2 separate regions of the Homo sapiens genome follow, and region 2 is linked to region 1. A link is a loop called in an ENCODE intact Hi-C map of the cell type or tissue named here. Cell type or tissue: OCI-LY7. All regions are shown on one strand. Each heading gives the region's core, and the rest is flanking DNA. Links, peaks and the distances in the headings are about the cores only. Region 1 has its middle 48 kb from the start of LINC01773. Region 2 has its middle 36 kb from the start of LMO4.

The links. Peaks named below come from ENCODE experiments on the same cell type or tissue, not always from the same donor. Only the 100,000 strongest peaks of a DNase experiment are listed, where the experiment ranks them.
Region 2: it touches region 1 in a loop (6-fold over the local background); 68 of 110 quality-filtered maps call a loop at or near these places.

What each region holds. Positions count from the first base shown.
Region 1 is chr1:87,951,409-87,956,791 of GRCh38, reverse strand. No RefSeq gene overlaps it. Among named protein-coding and RNA genes, the nearest start is that of LINC01773, 48 kb to the right of the region's middle. In OCI-LY7, for the core only: CTCF peaks have their summits at 2,648 and 2,849 (motif pointing right); a DNase peak (open chromatin) is centred at 2,841.
Region 2 is chr1:87,290,677-87,296,059 of GRCh38, reverse strand. No RefSeq gene overlaps it. Among named protein-coding and RNA genes, the nearest start is that of LMO4, 36 kb to the left of the region's middle. RefSeq lists a silencer at 1-294. In OCI-LY7, for the core only: CTCF peaks have their summits at 2,720 and 2,945 (motif pointing left); a DNase peak (open chromatin) is centred at 2,919.

The DNA.
Region 1 (5,383 bases), core at 318-5,317:
GATGGTGTTTGTTTGTTTGTTTAATTATTTTCACAATAAAGAATCTGTCTCCAACAAAAGTAATTACTTCAAGTTGTAGATTTTCTTTGGATAATACAAATTTAGTTTGTTCTATACAGTTAAATTAATTCTGCCCTATCTTGTATACAACATATGTGATGTAGTCATTGCTCAATAAATAAATACTCATAATAAAATATAACTTAAATAGACTAGTATTAAGGAGTTCTCCTTTATAAAGTTTCTGGATTTCTAAAGTGCATTTCAATGTCCGTAAATTTCCAATTTTTTTCTAAGTAGTTTGCTTGGTGAAATACTAATTTATTGACAGATGTCAAATTTATCTCAAGTATGTCCTACTGATGTCAAAAAAATGACCAGCACTGCATTTGGCATATATTCAGAAATTCTTAACTCTTCCTAATTGATTAACGGTAATAACGGCCCCTGGAATGCCCCCACCGAGTCTGTAGCTAGCCTCACAGTGATTCACTATGGCGTCACTGGGAGAGATGAAGCCCAGGGCTGCAGTGGTGCCAGTTCATGCCTTTTCAGTGAGAAGGCATTCAGGTTACACAGAGTGTTAATCTGGCCACAAAATGGGAGACGGCTAAGTCTGCCTGGAATGTCTGGCTGCTGGTTGGCAGACGCAGCCCTTTTTTCACCTTGGATCTGCTGGGCTAAGGATGCTTTCATAGTAATTTTCCAATGTCTTCCTTGATCAGTGGACTGCAGCATTTTGTCATTTTGCAGATTTTGTTTTCTTCATGGGTTATTACTTCCACTGAACTGCACTTAACATCTATTAGCTTAGGTCTCCAGAAGATCAAAGTCCCTCTGTATCTGATTATTCTGCTCTTTGCAATTTGTGTCTCCCCCTCACCCTATCCCCTCCCCACCAATGCAGAAGGCTTGCACGTTTACAGATTTGGTTTCAGTGCTTTCCCCAAATCGTTTATAGACATAAAAGCATCATAAATGGGACATCGTGTCTCCGGAAAGAAAATAAGAGAGAAAAAGTGAAGACAGCAATAGTTATTCTTGTATTATTTCCATCTCAAAATGAATCTTTTAAAACTCATGTTTAAATATTTCCCTTTTTGAAATGAGATGGGTGAGGGAGTGAGGAAGAAGTACTAATGTCACAGAATTATGCTAATGTTATAGAAACAAAATTCCTGTTGAGATTTATTCTCTTTACTAAATCACTCTACCCCACTCCCACTTTTCCAAAGCCCTGTCCCATCTCCTTACATTTTAGTTTAAAATATTTGCATTGTCTTTTTTAGGAACCGGTCCACAAGGCCAACATTCCATTCATTTTATGGTTTATTGTTAAGGTAACCTTAATAAGTAGGTTCTGATGGAAGATTTTATTCCCTTTCTGAACTTTTAGTAAATGATAATCATTCTCTAAATTTGGTCTCACCGCTGTGATGTACCAAAGATCCTCTATCAAACGTCGACCCTGTCTCATCAATAGGCCAAAGCTGGCCCCATCAAGGCATTTGCACCGGCCCTAGAAAGAATATTTTTAGACGCTACATAAGAGGCCCAGTGTACATCTATCAGCAGACTTGAAGTGGGTGCTTGTAAGTTGAGACAGGTATTAGAAACTCAAACTATGTTTGGCAGCTAAAAAAAAAAAAAAAAAAAAATTAAGGAAATTGGAATCTGAAGAGAAATAAAGACCCAGAGCCTTTTTTGCAAGGATATTTCCTCATCAGAAATACTCAACACTATTCTCTATGGTGAATAAAGAAGCCAAAGCAAGAAAGGAGAGAGAGAGAAAGAGAGAGAGAGAGAGAACGTGTGAGCTACAGCAGGACTTCCCAAACCTGAATCTGTGTGCAGATCACTTAGGGACCTTGTTGAAATGAAGACTATGATCCAGCAGGTCTGGAGTGGGATCTGAGAGTCTAAAATTAAATTGCTCACCAGTGATTCAGATGCTGCTGGGCCCAAGACCACATTTCAGTAAAGAGTTAGTGTTTCCTTGTGTCCCTCCACAAATCTGACACTGCAAAAGGTCACTTCACTCCACCTGGCACACCTCAACCCCTTGTGAAACACTGGTCTCTGAAGAAGGATGATGAGGAGCCCTAGAGCAATGGCCCTTTAACTTTGCTACATATTATGATTCCTTGGGAGATTTGAAAACTCTCCATACCCAGGCCACACCCCATATATCAATTAAATCAGAATCCTTCGGAATGGGACCCAGGAATGAGTATTTTTAAAAGATTCTCCATGTGATTCCAGTGTACAACCATGTTTGAGGACCAATAGCTTAAATAAAAATAGCACAAGGAGAAAAAAAACAGCCAACATGTGTTGGCTTCTTCTATACAAATACATGGCTTTGTGAGAAATATATACATTTTTTTTCTTTAAATCATTATACTAAATCCCATTTACAGACCAGGAAAACGAGGCAGAGTTTACGTAACTTGCCCCCAGTAAGAGCTGACAGAGCTGAGATATTCTAGGATAAGACATATGATGGAGGAGTGGAGAGCCTGCTGGTTAGTTACATTTGTGTGTGAATTCAAAATTTTCTTCTGTTTGTATATTTGATTTTAGCCAACAGTTTGGTAATACCATTTAAAAATGTCAATCCTCCTTTTTTGTACTCCCCCACCCTCAAAAACCTAACACTGCCTTCCTAAATCATTCATTGCCTTTTCTCACATTTGCCATCTCTTCTCCTGGGCATGCTTAGGGTCCTAGGCTCTAGAGCTAAGGTGAGTTGTCTTCAGTTGCTGGCTCCTGGAGCTGACTTGACTCCACCCAAGTCGGTTATACTTTGTCTCACTTCAGTTCCTTTGGCCTCTCTTGCCCCTAACTGGGCAGCAGGGGGAGCTATGACTACCAAAAAAGAGCCTGTGAACTGCCCCTAAATATGATTTTCATGTCCTTCCCTAAAGGAAGTTTATCCTCACAACTCTTCACCTCAAAGCTAACGCCTACTGCCTCAAACCCCAGAGAATGGGTAAATAGCCCATCTAGGCATGCAGATAGCAGCGAAATCAGAAATCAGCAAGCTCTCATGGGGCCCAAAGATGCAGAGACAACTGAGAGGGGCCACGGCCACTCAGTAGTCAGTGTGATCAAGGTATAGTTCAGCAAAAAGACATAAATAGTAAATTGCATCTTCCTGAAGGGTGTTTCTCATTCAAGAAGGACCGAACAACTATGATAAAATGTGTAAAATACAACCATGAGCTCCCCTTTTTAACTCTGGCCAATGACTTGAATAAAAATTTTTATATCAGTCCTCAGTTTTCCCAACTTTAAGTGGGTATATGTCAGGCCAATAAATATTCATTTAACTTAGGTTGTAACTGTATTAGAGGACATACGGTTTGGTTATGAGTCAGGAATCCCCCAAACAACGTTATCATGTTTGAGGAAAATTGGAAAAATCCTAGAAAGAGAACATTCTTTTAAAATTCACAACAGGGCAGGATGCCAGTTTGCCACTAACCATAAATCCAGAGAGGCTGTTTCCCAAGCCTGAGACAATTTTCAAAATTGCTGCAGCTCAAACCCTCAGACCATGATGTTTTCTGAGGAGATCAAGGTATGTTACTACAACCACATGAAGACGTTTAAGTAGGACTGAAAGTTAAATGTACCAACTCATTTCATAAGAAATCTGGCCAGGAGCAGTGGCTCATGCCTGTAATCCCAGCACTTTGAGAGGCTGAGACGGGAGGATCACCTGAGGTCAGGAGTTTGAGACCAGCCTGGCCAACCTGGTGAAACCCCGTCTCTACTAAAAATACAGAAAGTTAGCTGGGCGTGGTGGCAGACACCTGTAATCCCAGCTACTTGGGAGGCTAAGGCAGAAGAAGTGGTTGAACCTGGGAGACGGAGGTTGCAGTGAGCTGAGATGCTGAGATTGCGCCATTGCACACCAGCCTGGGCAATAAGAGCGAAACTCCGTCTCAAAAAAAAAAAAAAAAAAAAAAAAAAAAAAGAAGAAGAAGAAGAAAAAGAAACCCTCACTCTCTCCCAACCACTCTGAATCATGCACACAGTTCATCCTCCCTCCTCAACTCTGATCTGAGAAGTCACCAGGGGCAGGGTGACGAGTATTCGATGCTATTTTTTATCCGCAATTAGAATCTCTTTAGATTTTCTGCTCTACCCTTGCTTCTGGGGCTTCATCTCTAGGAGGAACTGAAGGATAAAACCCAGAACTATTCACCTTAAACAGATTTTGACAACCATGATGCTATGGGCTTCTAAAGTGTTGCCATGAGTTGATGAATCTCTTGGATAGTTGATATGTGAACTTTGTGAGGGGGCATCCTGGTGTCTCTCTGATGGATTTTCAGAGTATGAGATATATAGGTTTGAGTCACTAGAGCAAGTGCTAGCAGTGTGATGTGGAAATATATTCAGAGCTTATTAACCTTAATTTTACTTACTCTATTGTTCACAAATATGTCCTAATAGTGTGTGAGTTTGCTTCTCTTCTCCTGGTTGCACTCAATCTAATAGAAGAACTGGGCTATTGCAATGGAAGCAGACAGATTAGTAGTGGCACAGATGCATGCAAAAATACACAGACAAGGCTTCGCTCTGTAGTTGGAGCCTCCCTGGTGATTCTCCTGTGTCCTTGAAATTGAGTTGCCAGTTCGCTTACACCAGCTAAGAAGTCTGCTTCTCCTCAATGAGCTCTGCCGGAGTGCCCCTGCCTTACTCTCCTGTGTGAGAGTTACATGCTCCACCCCTTCTCTGCTGAATCTAGCTGGCATCCTGAGTCAGATTGGAACATTTGAAAACACACACACTCCCCTCTCTGGGAAAACAATTCATCTGAGACAAGGGGAAGTGACAATCTTACTAAGGAAGCCGAGTTTTTAAAACAGATTTTTTTCTTTGAGTCCTAGTGACTACAGAGGCTTACATAATGGTCCAGGCTCAAAGGAAAGGTAGCCTGGAGTTTGAGAGCCTTCCCAGTGCAGCCCAGTGTGGGGATCAGAGTCTAAGGGATGAGGCGGGTGGGTGGTCAGACCTGGGAGCCATTCCTCCTCTCCAAGAATAGAAACTACAGTTTTACATGTTTTGTTTTCAGGCTTAAACAAAAATAATAAATGGGCAGTTTTCCCTAGCATCCTAATAGGCTGCCTGAGGCACATAAGCATGAACAATAAACCTTGTTAAATGATAATCTGAAAAGGAAAATTGAGACCTTATTCAAATTTGATGGAGAAAACACACAGGCACACTCCCTACTGTTTTGTCTTAAGCAGTGGAAAGATCTCTCCAGGGAAGCTGTAGAAGAGCAAGATACCTTTGAGGGACCACCCAATATGGGAATTGGGAACACATTCCGTTGTATTGACCTTGTATTCCTGTTTCCCAAAATGCT
Region 2 (5,383 bases), core at 259-5,258, 660 kb after region 1:
AGGTAGATCTGTTTGGGGATTTATAGCAGGCCCCTCAATGTAGCATCTCAACCCTTTGACATCTGTACTATTCAGCCAACCCTAATATACAGACAACCGATCCGAGGCAGAAGGAAAACAAATGTGCAAATAGTGGCCCGCCCATGTTGACGCCCAGGCTCAGTTTTCAGTTCGGTGCCAGCCTCCCGCCCGCCCACAGCCCCTTGAGCAAAGCCTTCCACACAGATGCTAATTACGTGCCTTCATTTGAACCCACAGATCTGGCATTAATTTGTATTGGAGCTATGAGTCCTTTTTGTTTAAGTGGTAAAAAAGTCAAAACGGTGGTGAACTTCTAGAATATTCTCAAGGTAACACAGAGTATATTTTGATCAGAAGACTGTGTTCCATAGAGGTTAGGCAGACAGATGGATGGACCCAGAGTGGAAGCTGACTCTACTGCTTACCGGCTGGGTGGGACAAACTCCCTCTGCTCTCTGAACTAGAGTGCAAAATTAATTTATTCTGCAAAATGAAAGAAATAGTCATAGCTCCTACCTCTTAGGGTTGTTGTGAGAATTACATAACTGTAAAAGCATCTGCCTGGTACATGGTAAGCATTTAGTATTTATTATTATTATTACTTATTTTAGGGAAAAGGGTCAGGAGGAAGGGGGGATAGAGAAGGGGAGACCCCAAAACCCTCAGCACCCTTTGCCTTGTCCTGAATCACAGAGGCATTTCCTTCGCTGAATAAGGGATGCCTTTTTGAGTTAGAAGACAAAGACAATAAGAATTGTAAAATTCAACAAGTTATCCAGTAGTTTTGGTCTTTGGCATAAAAGTTGAGCTTTCACTTAATGTTGTGCCTGACATTTCTCTTCAAAGGAAAGTAAATTGGAAGTTTGTTTCAAAGTTATTTCCAGAAAGAAAAACAAAGCAGAGGGTTAACTGATTTGAAAGCTTTAGTGGTAAGACACCTACGAATTGAATTTCTAATTGTTTTAGTTGTAAATCACATTTAGAAACATATTTATGTGTGTGTGTACATTATGTATATACACACACACACATTTTTATATATCTGTATATCTGGTTTGATGTCACAGAGATTGAAGTTCTTTGTTCATACTAATGCCAGTATGTGAACAAGAAGGGAAATCTCTCACTGTAATTGCCCGGAGGTCAGGGTCACGAAACCCCCGTGAGACCTTGTGGCATCCCCCTTGATTTCAGCCCTGGGAACAGCCGTCTCTGGTGGTAGGGGGGTAAATAACTCTCCATTTGTTTGACAAGACTTCCAGCTGGGGTGTCATCAAGTGTCACTTGCTGGGGCATTGCTGTCTCTCTGCACCCCCACCCCCACCACAGTCCCTGCCTGGTCCCCAGAGGAAGGGACTGAAACCAGCCAGGCTCACAGTGGCCCTTCATTCGCTCATTCATTCATTCCTGTCCTCAGAGAGGGGGTCCTGCCTGCCGGCTCCTGCTTCCGTGTCCAGTTGTCCTCAGAAAGGTGTCTAGGTGTGTCCTCCTCTTCAGCTCTGGGTCCTGGACGGTGAGGAGCAGAATGTCCGGTTCGTCTTGGGAAGATATTATTCCTCTGCGTTGCCAGCAGCATGCATTCTAACAATTAAAATTTCTGTTTTAAGATAAACAGATTTTTTTTTTTACCTTTAGGGCATTCTGCAAGTGATTACGTGACACTGATTACATGAACGGTTTCCAATCATGGCCCCAGTTTTGGAGTCTGCCACCGGGAGTTAATGAAATCAGATTAATTTGTAAGTCTGGAGTCTCAGAGAGCTAAAACTTATGAGCAGAAAAAAAGAATTGGGAGCTGACTGTGGTTTCCCGCAGTAGTGTCCTTGCTAAATAAATGCTAGCCTCGTCCATTTTTCTTCATGAAGAGTAGGGAAGTGTTTTCAATAAGAGGGTGGGAAGCCAGTCATTGTCATTAGAGCCATCCGTGAGTGCTGAATGCTTTAAAATTCAGGCATAAATACCACACAGGTATCTCTTGCAGAGTTGACACAGAGTGTCCTGTCCACCCTCCCCACCTCACACGCCCACCCCCACTCATAAATGTGCGCCCCTTCTGGCCTTGAACATTTGTTGGGGTTTGGATAGGAATCCGGCTACTCTTTCCCATTGCCATAATTATGTTGGTCAAGGCCTGTGTTCTTGACAAAGAAAACATTCCTCTAACTCAACCTGAGTAATCCTTAATGAGTCCTTGTATCTTGTGATAAATTTCATAATTATTCAGCCCCTACCACTAACACCGAAATTCATCAGTCAAAGCAAATTAGCCGAGATTCATTAGAATAAGACATCTAGTAGGCACATGTACTTTATTAGCCTCTTACACCAATAGTTTTAATTAGGTACATATTTCACAGCTCTCGAGCTACTCCAGTGAAGGGCTGCCTTTATCTCTTTTATTTACAGTAACAAGCTATCAAACACACACCACCATAATTAAACTTGGATATAAAAAACTTGTTTTATTAATGGCAGCCTATTCTGGCCTTGGATTTCTGAAACCTGCACTAGGCAGATATTTTTATTAATTAAATAAATATTATTCAATTAAACTGAAAAGATGGGGTGACGTGAGAGGGGCGAAGAGCTCGGTTTAAAAGTGAGATTCTCTTTTTTCTTCCTTGCTGATGGTTTCCTCTGTCTCACCTTCAGCAGGGGAACAAACATCTCTTCATCAGATATTTTAGTGATGAGAAAAGTGATTAAAATCCAGAACATTTTTAAATTATTAATAAGGAATTTAAATGATGTTATAAAAAAGGAAATACAAGAGAAAATGTTACACATTCATAGAATTTTGGCTCATGCATAATAAACAGTAGAAAACACTTTACTTATAATACTATCCAAATTAAAGAGGCAAGAAGCCCCCTGCTTTAGCCGTGGGTAGTAGCGTCAATAAATGACAAATGGCGCCATCTGCTGGTACTCCGATTAAACACTTAATTCAGAGCACAATTGTCAGAGCAATCAGTTCTTGGGTTGTCAAAACAAAAAAGTGATAAAACTCTGTGCCTCCTGATATTTTCATATGGTTAGACAAGGTATAACTCTGTAAGAAAGACAAAGTTAGACCTTAACATCCAGAGGCTTCAGGCAAGACACTGCAGGGAGATCTCTAGCCTTCCTGGTCTCTTGAGCTCTCTTTGAGCTCTCCTTGAGGTATATGCAGAAGGATCACAGCCAGGTCCTTAAAAGACAACATGCGTGCAAAAAAAAAATAATAATAATAATAAATTTTAAAAACCCTGCAAATCACACACTCATTTGAGGGGCTGCCCTTGAGCCCTGAATTCCTGGGTTGCCGTACCACAGAGCACACAGGACTCTAGGAAGCTACCTTGTGCTGTTTCTCGCAGATTCTGTGACACCATAACCGCCATTCCCTAGTCCTTCTCTGGAATGGCTTTTCTTCACTTCCCCTCCCACCTTTCTCTTAGTTGTTTGTGTCTCTGGTGCATGAATAAGAGATTCCTCACTCTTTAGACCTCTCGGGGGCTGGTGTGAAACCAATGAAATAACATTATTTTAATATAAATGATCATATTGATTGACTGAACCCATTTACACAACTCATTGAACAAAAATATATGTGCAATAACTTTAAATAACATCTTTTAAAATTCAAATCCTCAAAAAGAAAAAAACTTTATCCATTATCCCACCTTCTTCAAAGAGTCTCTTTAAGCCTGACCAACGAAGTCAGTCCTTCTGAGGCCACCAGCGCTCACAAATTGAAAATCTGCACTTTCAGACACCACAGTCACTGGGACCTTTCTTCCTGGCCACATTTTGGCATAAAATATGAAATTAGATCATTTTTAAGATTCCTTTATTGTTGTTATAATATTTTTCATAAGTAACAGATGACAGAAAAAATAATTTACATTTTTATAGGATATTATTTGGAGGTTATTGGAATAAAAATATTAACAAAATCTGAGTAAACTTGTATTGCTTCTGCCCTTTCTGTGAGGTAGGACTGAGCTAGGCTTTTCCAATGGGACCTCCATGAGCACACAAGGAGGGGTAACTCCAGCTATAGGCTGCATGATATGTGGATGATAATGTGGGTTACTCACATTGTGTGTGTGTGTGTGTGTGTGTGTGTGTGTGTGTGTGTGTGTATGAATTACTCCAAGTCCCAAGTCCACCTGTTCAGGCTTATATCTCCTATGAAAATAGAAAACAGCATAGGAAAAACTTCCTGCTAGGGAGAATCTCCTACCCTTGAAATCCTCCTTATTGTGGGCAAATAGTCCCTTTCAGTTCCACAGTTTTCCTGCCAGGGTACTGCCTTCCTGAATGGCCCTCTGCCTTGAATAGGGGTCCATACCTACAGGCCACTGGTGGCCCACTGTTTGGCAGCACAGGCTCCATCCCCAGCCCTCAGGTCTCTGCTTTTCTCAGCCCACCCTTTCAGAGTCACAGATCATTCACCGACCCCGGGACTCCAATCCTCAATCAGCAAGATTCCTATACCCATTTTCTGTCTCCCCTATGCCTCCTTGCTGCTTACTGACCCCTCATGCCGCCCTTAATTTTAACTTTTATAGGAGCAAGAGGCTGACTTAAGATCTAGCCCCTGCCCAGACACTTCAAGGTGGCCCTCCCTCTTCTCAAACTCAAAAGAATGAACAGAAATGTGGTCACTGGACATCCCTGATATGAAAGGAATGGAAAAGAAAGAGGCTGGGATGCATTGAATGCCTGTGGTGTGTCAGGCTCTGGATTAGAGCTTTATTAATGACTCAGTGAAGCCTCACAACAATCTTACATAAATGGGATACCATCTGCATTTTATAGATTTGGAGACTGAGACTCAGAGAGGTGGAGAGACTTGCCAAACATCTCCCAAGCACTACAGGGCAGAGGTGGAGTCTGACTTCATGGCACTGCACTACCTCCCCAAGGCAAGGTTGAGCAAAAACTGCTTCTCACCTGGCACCTGCTTAGAGACCTCTGAGGTGCCCTGTCCAGCCTCACTTGAATGGCCTCACCATTGCTTTTGACAGGGTTGAACACTGCCTCCTTGTAACATTCCGTGCCTCCTTCCTAACTCTCTGCCTCTTCCTTCTTTATCTCTTGGGTGGACTCCTCTTTCATCAAAAAACAGTTTCGTTGAACACCGATGTCGTAGAGTTCCCTTCTGTCCCTGCTCTTCTCTACAGACTCACTCAGAGTTGTCTAATTTACCCCCATGGCTCTAAAGGCCAGACAACACCTCTCAGACCTTCATCTCTAGCTCTGATCTTTCATCTGATCTTCTAACTCATTTACGCAAATTTCTGCTAAGCATCTCGATTTGAGCATCCCCCAGGCACCTCAAACTTAACGTGTTCAGAATAGTTCATTTTTCCAT